Regions from separate parts of the Mus musculus genome. Here region 2 is linked to region 1. A link is a loop called in an ENCODE intact Hi-C map of the cell type or tissue named here. Cell type or tissue: heart. All regions are shown on one strand.

Region 1 (8,000 bases):
TAGTTCACACAGAAAGAGGCAGAGGAGCTCCTTGCTGCCTAGTGATTGTCTTTTAGTTTAATATTTGAGACACGGTCTTACATAGCTCAGGATGGCTGTGAACTCTCTGTGTAGTTGAGAAGGACTTTGAATTCCTTTACCTCTACAGTGATGACATCTCTAGCAATTTAAAATGTTTATGGTGCTGGTGTCAAGGCTGGGCATATACCGGAGACATAAGGCTCACCCCATTTTACTGTGTTTTCTTCCCAAGTTCAGTAAACTAAGTAGGTATGTTAGATATGGGGGGAGGGGCAACAGCTGGGAGACTGGTGAGTGGGTTCAATGGGTCAGACACCTGCCATACAAGTCGGACAACCTGAGTTCAGCCTGCAGGACCCATGTAAGGTGTGTGTGGGGGACCTGATTCAACGTAGTCTCCTGACCTGAGCACACATGCATGCCATGACGAGTTTGTCCACATATGTGCATGTCATGCACAACATTGCAATAATATTTTTTCAATTATAGCGTGTGTATATATGTATGTAGGTAGGTAGGTCAGAGGTCATAGTACACCTACCAAGAGGAGTCAACTCGCTCTCTATCATATGGATTCCGAAAACTGACCTCAGCATGTCAGGCATTTTGGCAGGCACCTTTACCTGCTGAGCCATCTCTTAGCCCAAATCTACAAAAACCAAGACAACCTGAACACAGTGGGGTGGACCCATAGTCCCAGTGACTGAATTTTGTTTTCAGATACAGAATCTCCTGTAACACAGTCTGGCCACCAACTCAGCTATGCAGTCAAGAATGACAAATTCCTGATCCTCTTGTCTTGCTGAGCATCCTAGCTACTGAAGCTGAGGCAGAGCCCAGGAGTTCAAGGCCAGCCTGACCAACACAGTGCAAAACCACAGCAAACAAAGCACCCCAGAAGAGGCAACTCCCCACCTTGGTCCCAACTGAACAGTGCAGAAGGCCTGGATTTGAAGTCCACGCCTGGATGCTGCCTTCTTTCCTACTCAATGAGCCCCACCCATCTTTTTGGAATCTGTATTTCAGCTGAACTAGTAGATAGTGATACCAAAGGCTTGTGACAGCTGCACTTGATGATCAAGGAGACATCTGTGGGCATCCAAGGCCTGGAAAGAGACCTTTTGGATCCTTGTAAGAGAGTAGAGTCTGCAGACTGCAACCCATCCAAATCCAGACAAAATCAGGAACACTGAGACCACCAGAAGAAAACAGACAAAACCCAAACCAGCCGAGAATGAGGAGACTCTGCCACCAACTGAATAGAAGTCCCCAGACAGGAAACCTGAGTATCAATTTCCTCATTGGTAAAAAGAGGCTAAACCTATCTAAGAACTTTCTGGACTGTTACATTTTGAATGCAGGAGGCAAGGCACACACACACACACACACACACACACACACACACACACACACACGTGCACGTGCGCGCGCGCGCGCGCACACACACACACACACACACACACACACATCCTGGCAAAGATGTGGCTAAGAAAACAAGTCAATATTCAGTCTCACCTACACCAGAGGAAGATAGGAAAACCATGCTTCTTTGGGACACTAAACCAGAAATTTAATTTCCTGTAACATGTTTTGTGTTTAGCGCAAACCAAGACTGTTTGGGAATACTAGTGGGCAAAGCCCTTAAAATCTCACTGAACTCTGAGATACGACAGGCCTGGCTATTCTGTTTTAACTTCTGTCACTGTGCTCAGCAGTGATAGAGAAATGTGAAGTTGCCCAAGGAGCTGAAAAAAACCCACCCAACATTACTAGATGTTGGTAATACCGTGGTGGTGGTATTATAAATCACTTGCAAATCTAGTCTTAGATCCTTAGGAAAGTGTTTTCGCCCTTTAACAACCTGCAGCTCTCTAAAAGTATTTGCTTGTATTTGAATATTGTACTGAGTAGGTTGGAAGCAACAGGCTGGTGGGAGAAAAAAGAGAAGGAAGGCACTGTTGTAGTTGGCGTCTGGACTCAGGTGGAGGGAACGGCTTCGCCCGGGAAAGAACATAAGGGTATAAAGGCGAGTTCCCACACGCTATAGCAATGGCTTTCACTGTGCTTAGGAACCAAGAAAATCAGAACTGGCTTTTTCTGATTTCTGTCTGGGACGGCTCTAAAGAGAGGCTTGGGAGAGCACTGGGGGTTTTCAATCTCGAGATCCTACGGTGGAAGCGCTTGGATTCAGAAACACCCTGATAAGAGCGGTCAGTCCTGGCTTCTTTTTGAAACCACCTCCTGGCCTGTCCTACATAGCAGAGACTTCTGGGGTCAGGCTAAGCGGCCGATTCCGCACCCCAGCTAAGGCACCCTGCCGGGTGGGGGTGGGTGGGCTGCCCCAGGCCCTGAGCCAAGGTTTCCTGAATCTCTCGCATACCCTCCTCCATTCCCACCTCGGCGAATGCAGGTGGGCTGAACTAGCCACCGAAGCTCCTAATAAGCCGCCAGCGACCTAGGAGCCCACTGGTCCAGGCCCTAGGTTTCGCGGGCAAAGACCTGGAGGTCGCAGTCGGGAGCGGTGACGCGCCTGCCAGCGCAGCTCTGCAGCGCCGGGACCTAGATCCCCGGGTCCCTGCCTGGCCGCCGCGCTGGCCCCTCCCCAGCTCTCCGGCCGTTTGGCTAGTTTGTTTGTCTTATTTTTAATTTCTCCGGGGCCAGCCAGAGCAGGTTTGTTGGCAGTCGTACACCTCCGAGTAGTCACGCGACCAGCCAATGTCCTGGCGGCGCTACGGGGAGGCGGCGCGCTCGGGAGCGCGGAGAGGCGGCGGCGCCGCGCCCGGGGCCACCTTAAGAGCGCGCTCGCCAGCCTGGGCGGAGCGGCTCCCGGCGCCGAGACCAATGGAGCTCCTCCTCTGTTTAAATAGACTTGCAGTGTCAATCATCTTCTTCTTCGTCAGCCTCCCTTCCACCGCCATATTGGGCAACTAAAAAAGGAGGGGGGCTCGTGCTTTTGGGGTGTTTTCCCCCCTCATCCCTTGTCCCGACTCACTCGCGGCTCCGAGACTCGCGCGGCGGCAAGGTTTGGAGAGGGGCTGCGTTCGCGGGACACACGGGCTCGCCCCAGCCTACGCTCCGACTGTTTGCCACCTCCTCCTGCCTCCTCCCCTCCCTTCCCCGCCCTCCAGTACACTTGATCACTGAAGCCTCGAGCTGCGCGGCGGCTGGGGTGTCCCTGCGCCTCTCTTCCCCAGACCTGCGCGCTACTGCGGCTCGGGCGGTCGCTCGCCTGGCTCTGCTCCATTTGACTGTCTGTGTGCAGTCGCAGAACTTCGAAGAGGGTTTTGCGCTCCATCCGTGGCGTTTCGCTTTTGTTCGGTTTTGTTGTTTATTTCATTTTTTTTTTTCCGGAGAGAGGCGAGGCGGTGGTCCACACCCGCCCGAGGAGGAAGATGTCAAACGTGAGAGTGTCTAACGGGAGCCCGAGCCTGGAGCGGATGGACGCCAGACAAGCGGAGCACCCCAAGCCTTCCGCCTGCAGAAATCTCTTCGGCCCGGTCAATCATGAAGAACTAACCCGGGACTTGGAGAAGCACTGCCGGGATATGGAAGAAGCGAGTCAGCGCAAGTGGAATTTCGACTTTCAGAATCATAAGCCCCTGGAGGGCAGATACGAGTGGCAGGAGGTGGAGAGGGGCAGCTTGCCCGAGTTCTACTACAGGCCCCCGCGCCCCCCCAAGAGCGCCTGCAAGGTGCTGGCGCAGGAGAGCCAGGATGTCAGCGGGAGCCGCCAGGCGGTGCCTTTAATTGGGTCTCAGGCAAACTCTGAGGACCGGCATTTGGTGGACCAAATGCCTGACTCGTCAGACAATCCGGCTGGGTTAGCGGAGCAGTGTCCAGGGATGAGGAAGCGACCTGCTGCAGAAGGTAGTGACTCTTTGGAAAACTTAAAATGTCTGTCTGTCTGTCTGTCTCCGTAAGCGCCCCTTTACTAGACCCTGTTCACTTGCTTTCTCCAGCGTGTTCTGCTTTAGCTCTGGGAAATCGAACTTGTTTGAAGCTTAGGTTTGACATACCCCCTATCCGACTGCTTGCCCTGTTTATGATTTTGAAGTCAGAAGCCGGAGATAGTAAGATGTGATAACTTCCGTAGCCGAACGCATCACAGTTCCTCCCCTCTAGCCAGCTGTAGATACGTGACAAAAGTTCGGATGTTTACCAACTGCCTCCTCCTTGGCTGGGGTGGGGGGGTGGGGGTGGGGATGGGGGTGGGGAAGAGACGTGGGGTGTAGAATACTCCTTGTGTTAGTGGGAACAACCTTATTTTGTGTCCTTAGATGCTACCGGGGATGACGGGTCCAGGGGTCGTGGGTGGAGGTAGTGAGTGGGTTGTTCATCCCTTGGGCCTACTTCTGTCAGCCATTGTTGTCGATAATAAAGATGGTTTGTGTGTGTTCTCTTAAAAATTTCCCCTTGCCCCCCTCTTAGATTCTTCTTCGCAAAACAAAAGGGCCAACAGAACAGAAGAAAATGTTTCAGACGGTTCCCCGAACGCTGGCACTGTGGAGCAGACGCCCAAGAAGCCCGGCCTTCGACGCCAGACGTAAACAGCTCCGGTGGGTTAATGAGGAAGAACACAAAACTGACACCCCATCTGGGCTGCGCTCCCCGGGGGGCCTGCAGACCCCAGGACTGCTGGCAGATTAGTTGCCTGCCAGGAGGAATTACTTTCCTTGATCAAAAAAATTAACACTGGGGAAGGCTGGAATCACTTGAGGGGACTATAATGCAGTATTTGCACCCCAAGATATTTACCTTAAAGTGGAATCAGAATGAGGTTCCCAAGCAAGAACTTGCCACCAAGGCCCCAAAGGATAGGGACGGTCGTATCCTTATGAATCCCACTAAAACTTAGGCTGGGAATGACAGTTTTCCTTTCCAGTCTCAGTTCATGAGAACCCATTTCCCAGAGGTTCGTTTTGAGCCAATAGCCTATTTTGAACCATTTGAACTGTAGAAAAATGGCAAATATATACTTACATGTATGTTCTTAAGAGAAAAACTAGGTACCCATAGTGCACGTTTGATTAGGAGTGTGAATAGAGCTGCCGTGGCTCGAGTTCTTTTTATCTTTTGCTTTTGTTTTGGTTTTTGGTTTTTTGAGATAGGGTTTCTCTGTGTAACAAACAGCTCGGGCTATTCTGGGAATTGCTCTGTAGACCACGCTGGCTTCGAACTCACAGAGATCTGTATTGTCTCTGCCTCCTGAGTGCTGAGATTAGAGGTTGTGTGCCATCACCTCTGGGTACTTTTTTATTTTTTTTTAAAGTTGTGCCTTGTATGCTGGTAAATTTTGGAGAGAAAGGAACTTCATACTTAAAAAAAAAATTAGACTGGAAAGTTCAGAAGTACTAATGCTCCCACAGAATTGATTTTAACCCTGAGGTTACAAAGCAGAAGTTAAATGAACAGCTAGAGGAAGCAGCCTTCCCACACGTCAGCACCGTATGCTAATTTGCTGGAACAGGACGGTTTGGATGTTTATAGGGGAAATGGATAGTAGATGTTAGGACCAACTGAGAAGGTCCAACACAAGTGTGGATTTTTCCATGTGTCAAAAATCTCATCACCCCACTTGCCTAATTAGAGTAACCCAGCCCCTAAATTTACATAGATTGACTATTCATATGCTCTAACTACTTATAATAGTTTATAAGCTCCTTATGAAGAAAACCAGCATTCTCTATTTCTAAAGCCCACTTATAACCCAGCATACAAATAGATCTTAACAGTTTATTATTAACTTTTCAGGTCCTCATTTATTGAAATTTAAAAATAAATGAAGGAATATAGAGATGGCACAGGGTTCCAGCTTGTTGTGTTTATAAATCATAAAGTCATGATATACCTTCTACAGACATAGCATTTTTTCAGAGATGGAAAATGGCCATTAGAGTCACTTTCCATATTATACCCTCTATAAAGTTGTCGAATTGGATGGGAGTTCTTTCTAACTAGCCATCACACCTGTAGCTTTAGTTGCTTTGTGTGGCTTCTGGCCTAGCTTTTCAGATGAGCCGCCTGGATTTTTACCTGGCCTGTTCTGATAAAGAGGCATTTATTAGCCAAGCAACCATAAGACTCTAGTCAAAAGCACTCGTGCAGATATGCTGCATATGAGTAAGAAATTGCAATTTTGTAAACATTCCTCGACTTGGTGGGGAGGAATAATTTTATAATTGCATTTCCAGGTATTTTTCAAGATTACGAAAATATGCTACTCTGATGTGTTATGGTTCCTGAATTTCTTTTCTTTCTCACCCTCTTTGACCCAGATTTTATAGAGCGAGTTTCTCAACCTCTGCACAGTTGACATTTTGAGCCAAATTATTCTTTGTTGTGGTAGGCAGTCCTGTGCATTTTAGAATGTTTGGCATTATCTCTGGCCTCCCCCACAAGATGCCAGTAGCAATCTTCTTCCCGAAGCTGTGACAATCAGAAATGTCTCTTAGACATTTCCAAATGTCCCCTGGGGCATGGGAGGGTTTCACAAAATTGCCCACTTGTTAAGGACCCTGACTCTAATACCACACAAAACAGAACAAAAATCCAGCAAAGATAGGATCGGAGATACCTGTAGTCTTCAGACCTTTAGTGCCTGTATTTATCCATCATTACTGAAGTATTTGTTAACTAAGCTAGCAACAAAATAATTTCTGTACTTTGGCAATGTTACTCTAGTGTCTTCTCCCTAATTCTTTTGTTTCTTTTGCAGAATTAAGAATATTTCCTTGTTTATTAGATACATCACTGCTTTATGAAGCAAGGAAGATATACATGAAAAAATTTAAATACATATCGCTGACTCCATTGAATGGACATCCTGTATAAGCACTGAGAAAGCAAAAACAATAACACTAAAATTTTAGGCACTCTTAAACCATCTGCCTCTAAAAGCATTGGATGTAGCATTGCGCAATTAGGTTGTTCCTTATTTGCTTTGTTGTACTACCTGTGTATATAGTTTTTATCTTTTACTCTGTAGCACATAAACGTTAGGGATGGGAGGGCAGGGTGGGGCTGAGGAGTCAGCATGGGGGTGAAGAACTTGCTTCAATTTGTAGCAAGGAGAAAAATATTTGACTTGCATAAAGAGAAGCAACCTGGGTGGGGGTGGGGGGGGGAAGGGTTTGAATTCCTTTCTTTAAAGATGTAGTGTCCCTTTCGGTAAGAATGGATCCTTTATTTTTAAAATAATCAAAATTTGAATAATTGCTACACATGGTTGCTATTTATTTCTACATGAAGCTTATTCTCACTTGGAGGTTCTGAAGATTCTGTTATAGAGCAAGAAATGGCTTAATTTTTTTTTTTAATTGGAATTTACCAGTTTATTGTTTAGCAGTAATTACCCCAGGTAACACTGGGCAAAAATCTGGGGTGCATAATAGGGAATTCTGAATTCTTAGATTTGATTATCCCAGATCATTTTTGCTAAGAAAAATTCTTATTTCTTTTTTTCACAGTGAACATAATCCTAAATCCTTGGATATTTTTAGAAGTCTGTAACTTTACACAAATAATGAAATAATTTTTAATTCAAAGTTTCTCACCCTACTTGTTAATTTGCCCCCAAGGAAAGTTGTTTTTTTTTTTTTTTTTTTTTTTAAGGAAAAAAGGACACTTGTAGAGTAAGTGAAATGGATACTACATCTTTAAACAGCGTTTCTTCATTGCCTGTGTATGAGAAAAACTTGGAAGTGTGCCTGTGTATATAACTCTGTAAAGACACTGAAAATTATACTAACTTATTTATGTTAAAAAGAGATTTTTTTTTAATCTAGACAATATACAAGCCAAAGTGGCATGTTTTGTGCATTTGTAAATGCTGTATTGGATAGACTAGCCCCCCCCCCGCCTTTGTTAAATAGTATGGCTGTGCTTAAAAGGTTGCATACTGAGCCAAGTATAATTTTTGTAATGTGTGAAAAAGATGCCAATTATTGTTACACATCAAGCAATCAATAAAGAAAACTTCC
Region 2 (8,000 bases), 1.6 Mb after region 1:
CCACATAATAAATTAATTTCCAAATATTTAAATTTATCACAATTTTAATATGTATTAATTAAGAATTCCATTATATCTAATACTTTATTTCGTAAGTTGACCAATGGTACACAGGCATTGTTTTTCTTGTGTTATATACCTGAAATATTACATCCTGTGGAAATAAAAATATATGTATAATAGAGGTTTATATAATTACTACAAAGATAGAAAGATGTATGTTTGTGAAGAAATGCACATGTGTTTATTAATGTCATACAGAGATTAGGTATTTTAAATTGTTGTAATTGTATTTGTGGAATAGGTGTAAGTAGGAGGAGATGTGAAGTAGTGATGCCAACTTAGGGACACAGAGGAAAATGCTCCAGCAGGCCACCCTCTTTTGTGTCTTCCTCTATCTAGCAGGTAAACACTAGGCTTTTCCTACAGCCTTAAAGTGTAATTAGGTGGTGTTTCCAGTTCGCTAGCTTCTGAAAGGTAGCTGGTCACTATTACTTTATGGTTATGCATGTAAAGAGCTAGCTAGCTATGGTAGAGTATTGCCATGTTCCCCGAGTGTGGACTTAACTGTTGTCTTTTGACAGTTTTGCTCATTAATACTGTTTTAACGTATAAGTCTGTAAAGTACAGAAACGTATGTTTTTTGTTTGTTTGTTTTAATTCTGTTTCACTATGATTACAATAATAATACAAATCAGCTTTGAGTAATTTTGAGGTAGATGGGAAGAAGGTTATAATTTTGTTAATGTTGCTGGACAAAGATGTCTGAAACATTTGGGAAATGTTCCCATGTATTTTGAGCCATTATGTTTTAGGAAAATGTTGGACTGGCCAATGGAGTGGTATTTATGCATATGAAAAGGAGAGGGTTATTGAACTCAAACTAAGTAATTTATTGAATGCTGTTAAAAGTTGAGGGCCAAGCCATAGCAAATTAAGATGGGGATTCTGTGTATAGATGAACCTGAAAGGAAATATGCAAGGCAAAGGTGAAAGTGTCCAATCTTTGAGACGAGGGAATCTGGGAGTGGCTCCGACCTGTAATGTCAGCACACTAGAGGCTAAGGCAGGATCCCCACTAACTTCAGTCCAGCCCGGACTAGAGAATGAGTTAGTTCATGGCAGCCTGGGCCGTCGGTGAGACTCTGAAGGATAAACAGCCAAACTATGTAGGCAAAGTATGTAGTTCTGTTTCCTGTACAGCAATACGATCACTTAGAACCATAGAACCATAGACTCTTGGAAATGGCTTAGGCAGATTGGAGTAGTTGGAGCGCCTGTATGGGCGTTGTTGCTTAGGTTCCTCACAGACAGGGAATCCTCTGGTCCTGCAGCTGCCTTTTCATGGCCAACGGGGTTAGAAGCCGAGGCAGCTGCTCCGGTTTTAGTCTGTTACTGTCAGGCATGGGGCAGACAGATTGGTGCTTTATACAAAGTTAGCTGTCCTCATAGCTCTTCAATTCCATCTGTCCCATGTCTGTGTTCCTGAAGTCAGTAAGATACCGTGTGTTTCCTAGGCTAAATATTCTCCATTTGCCACAACTCTTCCTCTTACAACATGTTGTTCAGGGCGTTCTTCAGGGTGGGCATTCTCATGTTTAGGTTTTAGGTATTATAAGACTGTCTCTAATGTTTAGTCAACCTGCTACCCTGAAGCGCTAGGAACTTTATATTTCTTGACATTATCTTTCTGTTCTGTGGCTTAACTTTGTTTTGGTAGCCATTTTGTGCTGTTGAAGGTTTTAAGTTTGGTTGTACATTTATTTGTTGAGAGAGTGTATGTCATGATGCCTGTGTAGAGGTCAGAGGACAACTTTTAAAAGTCATATCCCACACCCCCCCCCCCACACACACCCCCCCCCCCCCCCCCCCGGTTTTGTGGATTAAACTCAGGTCATCAGATTATGAAAGCCTTTACCTGCTGAGACATCTTACCAGCCCAGATCTTGAGTTTATAGTAAATTAAAAGCCTTCAGTTCTTTCTGGTGCTCCATTGATGATCTATAATTTACCTGAATACTTGAGACAAGTAGATTTTCTTAAATGTGTGTCTTTCACATTTCTGTTAGTGTGTTCTGCTTTCTCTGCACGCTGCTTGCTCCATTTCCCTTTATCTTCTCATGGTTTGACAGCGGTTAGCCTGGAACTCAGATACCTGCCTGCCTCTTCTTCTGTGCTAGGATCCCTGCACCTCCACTGATGTGGGCTCTCAGTTCTCTTATGACTAGCTTTGCAGAATTACTTAGGATATATTGTTAGTGCTTTGCTGGTAGGTTTTGTTTTTTTACAAATTCCCTCTTTATTCTGAGTTTTGTTCTTTGTTTTAATAGATAATCTTCCTCTTATCCTGCCGGTATATATGGTTTTATTTGTGTGGTTTTTTTTTTTGTTGTTGTTGTTACTGAATTTATAAAATATTTATTACCACATGTGAGCTCACTATTGATATTTATTGGTATATTTATAAGAATTTTACACTTGACTATATATATGATTCTATATATTTCCCTATCATTCTGTGTTGTTAATAGATTTTTTTTTTATTTCATCTATAGATTTTAGGAAGAAATGTGTGCATTTTGGGCATAGAAATTTCTTTTCAGAAATTTCTTCACACCTTAAAAAATTATATCAGTTTACATGTTTAAAACTGTCTAATGTTCTTTAGTTTGGATGTTCCATTATTTTTGGAAAGTATTTCCTTAGTGATTTGTTGTTGTTGTTTGCTGTTTATAGTGTAGCTGTGTACGCTGTTCCGATCCTCTTTTAAACAGTCTGAAATAACCTGAGATGTAAAGGTCAGGCCCCTGGGTGGGGCTAACGCCTGCTGGCTCTCACCCGTGCTTCTGATTAATTATTCTGACACTGAGCGACATGACGTCTGTACACTAATGTTAGTGAGAAAACATTTATTGTTGACATTTTATTTTTCTGAATCGTTTGTGGCTATTTCTGTTTTTCCATGGTCCTCAGGGTTTGTGTTGAATTTCCATTCTGTGCCATTGGGTTTCTCTATGACCGTATAGAGCCTTCTTGATATTCTGCTTATGTCTACTCTCACTTCTTTCTAAAGTTGTCTCATTGTTTATTTCATTATGAACAATTCTACTGCACTCTAAATTTTAAACAAGAATTTACTTTTTCATAAGCTTTTTTATTTGATGAGAAAACATTTTTGGTTTTTAAAAATATTCCCTTTTTATAAACTATTCTTTTGTTTTACATATTAATCTTAACACTTTTGTTATAGTACAAAAATTACATAGGTGAAATTTTAGCCAGAATTTTCTTTTGACAGATTTTGCCTAGGAAAAGTAATGCATTTTTTTGCATTAAGTCTTATGTCTTCTTACATAGTTCCAATATTTCACATAAATTAAAAATTCATATAAATGTTTTTAGATAGGTTTTTTTTTCCTTGCTATACGGAATGGAGGGTTTTCTTACTCTAGTCAGGTATTTGAGATCTTTGGTCAGGGTTTTTAGTATTGAACATAGCACCACACTGGCTTAAGTATGAAGATTTTTTGATTGACATGATCTTTGTTTAAGGACTAGATCTTGACGTTGCAAAGTTTTATTTTTATCACTGTTAATTTGTATAAATGAATGAATTTTGAAACACTCATTGCCATCCGAGTTTTATTCAGAAAGGACAGTTGTAATTGTTTTGGGTTCTTAGTACATTTTCTAAATTTAAATTATTACAGTTTTAAGATAGAAAAATAGTTTGGTTTAGTGTGCACACATTATCCTTTAGCAGTGTGTCAAGCATATAGGAATAAATTTCAGGGAAATCTAGTTGGTTTTTTCCAGTCCTTAAAGGTCTGATGTCATGGAAGTCCTGCGCATGCTCTCGCCCGTTTCCTCCCTCACCCAGGCTACATTGTCTGCTTATTAGAAGAGGGGCTTCAGGATTGCAAACCTCCTGACGATTGTCAAGTTTTGGAAATCAGGTGCTAGCATAAATAATATGCTTGGCATATTATAGTTTTTACTGTCTAGTTTTGGATTTTTTTTTCTTTTCCCTTTCTCAGTTCCTCCTCATTGTCCCGCCTCCCTTTCCTCTTCTCTTTCTGTCTCTTTCTGTTCTCATCCCTTTTCTCCTCCTCATCTCCTTGTCTGCTTCTTTGAATTCTGGAGGCTCTAGGCTCAGTTAAATTCTCTAATGTGGCAGACAGCCAGCTCTCCAATAGGCCCAAACTGAGCATGCTGCTGTTGCCTAGCAACTACTTGGGAAGTCTTTGTCTATGACTGAATTATAAATAGGGTTATGAGCAAAAGTGCAATTGAAAATGGGATTGGAAAGAAAGGCATACTCTCTTTTTTTTTTTCTCATTCGAATTTGAAGAATTAAAGATTTTTTTAATGTACTCTTTTGAAATCTGGCTTATAAAAATTGAGCTAATCAGAAAGAAAATAAAGGCTTTATAAGTTTATGTCTGTAGTTAAACATTTAAATCTTTTAAAATTTTATTTTTATATTTGTGTGTGTGCGCGCCCGCATACACACACACACACACACACACACACACATACACAGACACACACACACACCCCTGCATATGCTCGTGCACATGGTGTACACTTATGCTCGTGAGTGACTTTGGCCCCTAGAGGAGGACTTTGGATCCTATGAAGCTGGAGTTAATAGCAGTTGTGAGTCAACAGATATAATTGCTAGAAACCAAACTTGGATCCTTTGCAAGAACCACCAGGCCAATTCCCTAAAGTCTATTCTTTTAAATGATTAAAAATATCTGTGTTGTAACTGTTTATTAGTGCGTGGGTATAGATTAGGCCATTGGAACCTCTGGAGCTGTAATCACAAATTGCTGGGAGTTTCCTGATTGTGGGTGCTGGGGAATGCTTGGTTTTCTCAAAGTAAAACTGACCAAATGTAAGATGTGAAAAATAAGTTTAACTAGTACTGCAGTAGAAGAAAATAGCAATTCTAAGGCTTATGAATAGTTTCAGTAATGATCTAGATTAATGATCTAGATTTATCAAAGAAACTCTCCCATCACTGGTGCCTTCTGACACATTTGATCACATGTGAGGACTAGACCTCATTAATTGTAGCTTATTGCTTTCTTGTGTGATGGTTATAATAGTTTACTTGCTCATGATTTAAGATTTTATTTTAATCCTTTCTATTAAAATAAATATAGCTAGGTTCTGGATATGCAACAAATAAGAATAGAACGTTAAGAAGAAGTAATCTTTATTTACTTTTTAGGTAAACTGTTTAAAATAAGTAATTTTATGCTAGATGAAACTCCATTTTAATATTTAGCCATTGTGTTATAGAAGGTAGATTTAACGTTTATCATCTGTTTCCTGGAGCTTTTTCTATTTATTTAAGTGAGTCTTTGTTTGATCCCCATCACCACAAGAACAAAACCAGAAACACTTAAAAGAAAACCACATAAGGCAATTGCTTGTTTTAATAGGAGCGGACTCTGCCACAGTCTGAGATTTCAGCAGCTACAGCTTGCGTTGAAGTGAAATGCAAGTGTTACCTTGCATTTTTATTTTATTTTTATTTTTTGCCTTAGCTTGCCTCTTCTTTGTTCCTGTCTTAAACTTTCCTTCATTATCCATGTGTCCTTCCACCTCCATACCTAGGATTCTACCCTAGGGCGACACACATGCTTGGTGAGCCCTCTTCATTTTGAGCCAGATCTCTTGCCTTTATATTCTTCTTTGATAGTTATTATTAGATTGCAGATTATCACCTTCAGAAATAAACATTATTTCTGGAGCAAATATGTAATTTACAGAGAAAAAGTCATACATACGCTAAAAACCACTAGGTCGCAAGTTCAGAGTGAAGAAATGTGTCTCACATCTTGACAGCTCAAGATTTTTTTTTTAATTTCATTTTTACTTTTTTTTTTTGTTTTGTTTTTTGAGACAGGATTTCTCTTCAGTTGCGCCAGGCTGGCAACTGAAGAAATTTTAAACATGTGGACTTTAACATCTCCATTGTACTAGGAACCAATTGAAACATCAAAAATGGAATTTTGTTGGGATTATTTATGTTCAAATATATTTTGTTTGACAATTTTTTTCCTCATTGATACTAATTAACTTTTGATAAAATAATTTATGTCTTGTGTGAATAGGAGGTTTATGTTTTAAAACACAAATATGGAAATCCTTACCTTATTTAGAGGTCTGCTTTATTGAGTTGTGCTTTTAGTACACAACCAATAAGCTTTTGAAAATTAATAAATGACATTCTCAAATAATTGCACAAAAATAGGTAGACAAATGCTGTGTTATTCAGATATTTGGATTTTTCTTTTTCTTGAAAGCCTGGGATTTGTTAGAATTGGGATTCAAGTGCCTCATTGTTCTCCTGGAAGAGGGAAATCGCGGAGGTGCGTGTGCAGTGGAGGCGCGTGTGCAGTGGATGTGCGTGCTTGTATGGGCACAGGAGAACAGACAATGGAATGCTACTTGGCACTGATCCATTTATTTAATGGAACATGCTTTTTTTTTTTTTTTTGTAATTGGAATCTAATAAAAGGTATCAGCTATGTAAGGTGTTATAAAATGCAAGAGTCTATTTCTCTCCAAGAAAATGAGATTTTTTAGCCAGGAAATTTTGCTGTTAGGTTCACATCTGTTCTAGGAATTAGGCTTGCATGTTGTTTCTATTTTTAGGCTGTTGCTAGGTGGATTTAAATTTTCTCCTCTTATGGTTGCCCAAGTTCTAACTTCCTGATTGGTTACATGACCCTGCTTTCATTAGCCAACCACAGTGACTATGCAAATTGTATTTCAGTTTCTGTTTCTGTCAAAGAGCTGCTAAGATGGCTGCAAGGGGCTCCTTTGGGGTATGTTTATCATTTCAAGGAGGGCTTTCATCAGCGTGTAGTGTAGTGATAAGTAGAGATTTCTCTTAAAGGGATGTTTTAATTTTGAAATAAAAACACACTGTCCATGCAAACTTTCATGAGGCTGAAACCGCCTCTTGTCAGCTGTGATTTTAAGGTGTTCTACTTTGATACTTAGACACTGTGTACATTTTATTACTTACATGTAAATGTGTGAGCATGCTAGCTTAGAAACTGTTAGAATGTTCTAGATTACTACCTTTGCTTTCAAAAAGAACAGATTTTTTTATTTAAGAAATTATTTGTAGGTGTCAGTTACATACATGCAGGGCATAGTCTCTAGTCGGTATTTATTACATAGTCTGAACTATATAGTGTGTGCTCATTATTATAACATTAGGATACTCCAATTTTCATTATATTGTGAATGGCTTTAGAAGCATATCATGGCATTGGTATATTTAAGATGTTTTCTGATATGAAAGTTTTGCCTTCCTAAAATATGCCTGTACTAAAAATCTTATACTGGAGATATAACGAGATATGCTAAAGTGCTTTGTTAATGTACATGTAGGTATTAAAACCAAATAATGTTTATTTTTAAATGATGCCTTAAAATGGTGGCAGAAATAGGAAATGGTAGCAATACTGGTGAAGAATTGATAAGAATACTGGTAAAATATTGTAAAGCCACCAGTCCAGGACGTGCGATAATGCATCTCCTGCACCCTGCCAGGTTTGGTTACATGTTAGGCTTCGATTAGACTCAGAAGACATTTGTTTCATTTCAGATTTTCTGGTTGTCCTGGGAAAAGATAGTTAATGGAATTTTCCATGAGTAAGAAGACTGTTAGATTCTCGGCGCTGCAAGCTTTGATATTTTATAGTGTGTTTAATGAACAGTCCTATTGTCTTTTGAGATAAACATGTTATTGAATCTTGTCCTATTTAGAATAAGGAAGAAGAGTAAGAGGCTTTTTTGGGTATGCAGAGACAAATGTTAGTAGTATTTACATGTACTACCTTTATTAAAAGCAGAAATCACACCAAATACTTAAGCACCTGGAAAATTGAACTTCCTAAAATAAAGTATGAACAACACTCAGTTTCTTGGAATTTTTTTTTCTTCTAAATTTATTGTGTATATATGATTTT

What was found. Peaks named below come from ENCODE experiments on the same cell type or tissue, not always from the same donor. Only the 100,000 strongest peaks of a DNase experiment are listed, where the experiment ranks them.
Region 2: it touches region 1 in a loop (8-fold over the local background); 4 of 42 quality-filtered maps call a loop at or near these places.

The regions. Positions count from the first base shown.
Region 1 is chr6:134,917,507-134,925,506 of GRCm38, forward strand. It overlaps Cdkn1b (cyclin-dependent kinase inhibitor 1B), which reads left to right and starts at 2,895. Exons shown (of 3, transcript NM_009875.4): 1 at 2,895-3,888; 2 at 4,450-4,577; 3 at 6,737-8,000. The coding sequence starts at 3,414. The coding sequence ends at 4,568. In heart, CTCF peaks have their summits at 2,746 and 3,748; DNase peaks (open chromatin) are centred at 2,805, 3,695 and 4,095; H3K4me3 peaks cover 3,919 bases; H3K27ac peaks cover 4,255 bases.
Region 2 is chr6:136,544,372-136,552,371 of GRCm38, forward strand. The region is part of intron 1 of Atf7ip (activating transcription factor 7 interacting protein); the gene reads left to right. Among named protein-coding and RNA genes, the nearest start is that of Atf7ip, 30 kb to the left of the region's middle. In heart, a CTCF peak has its summit at 4,600; DNase peaks (open chromatin) are centred at 4,180 and 6,790; H3K27ac peaks cover 2,640 bases.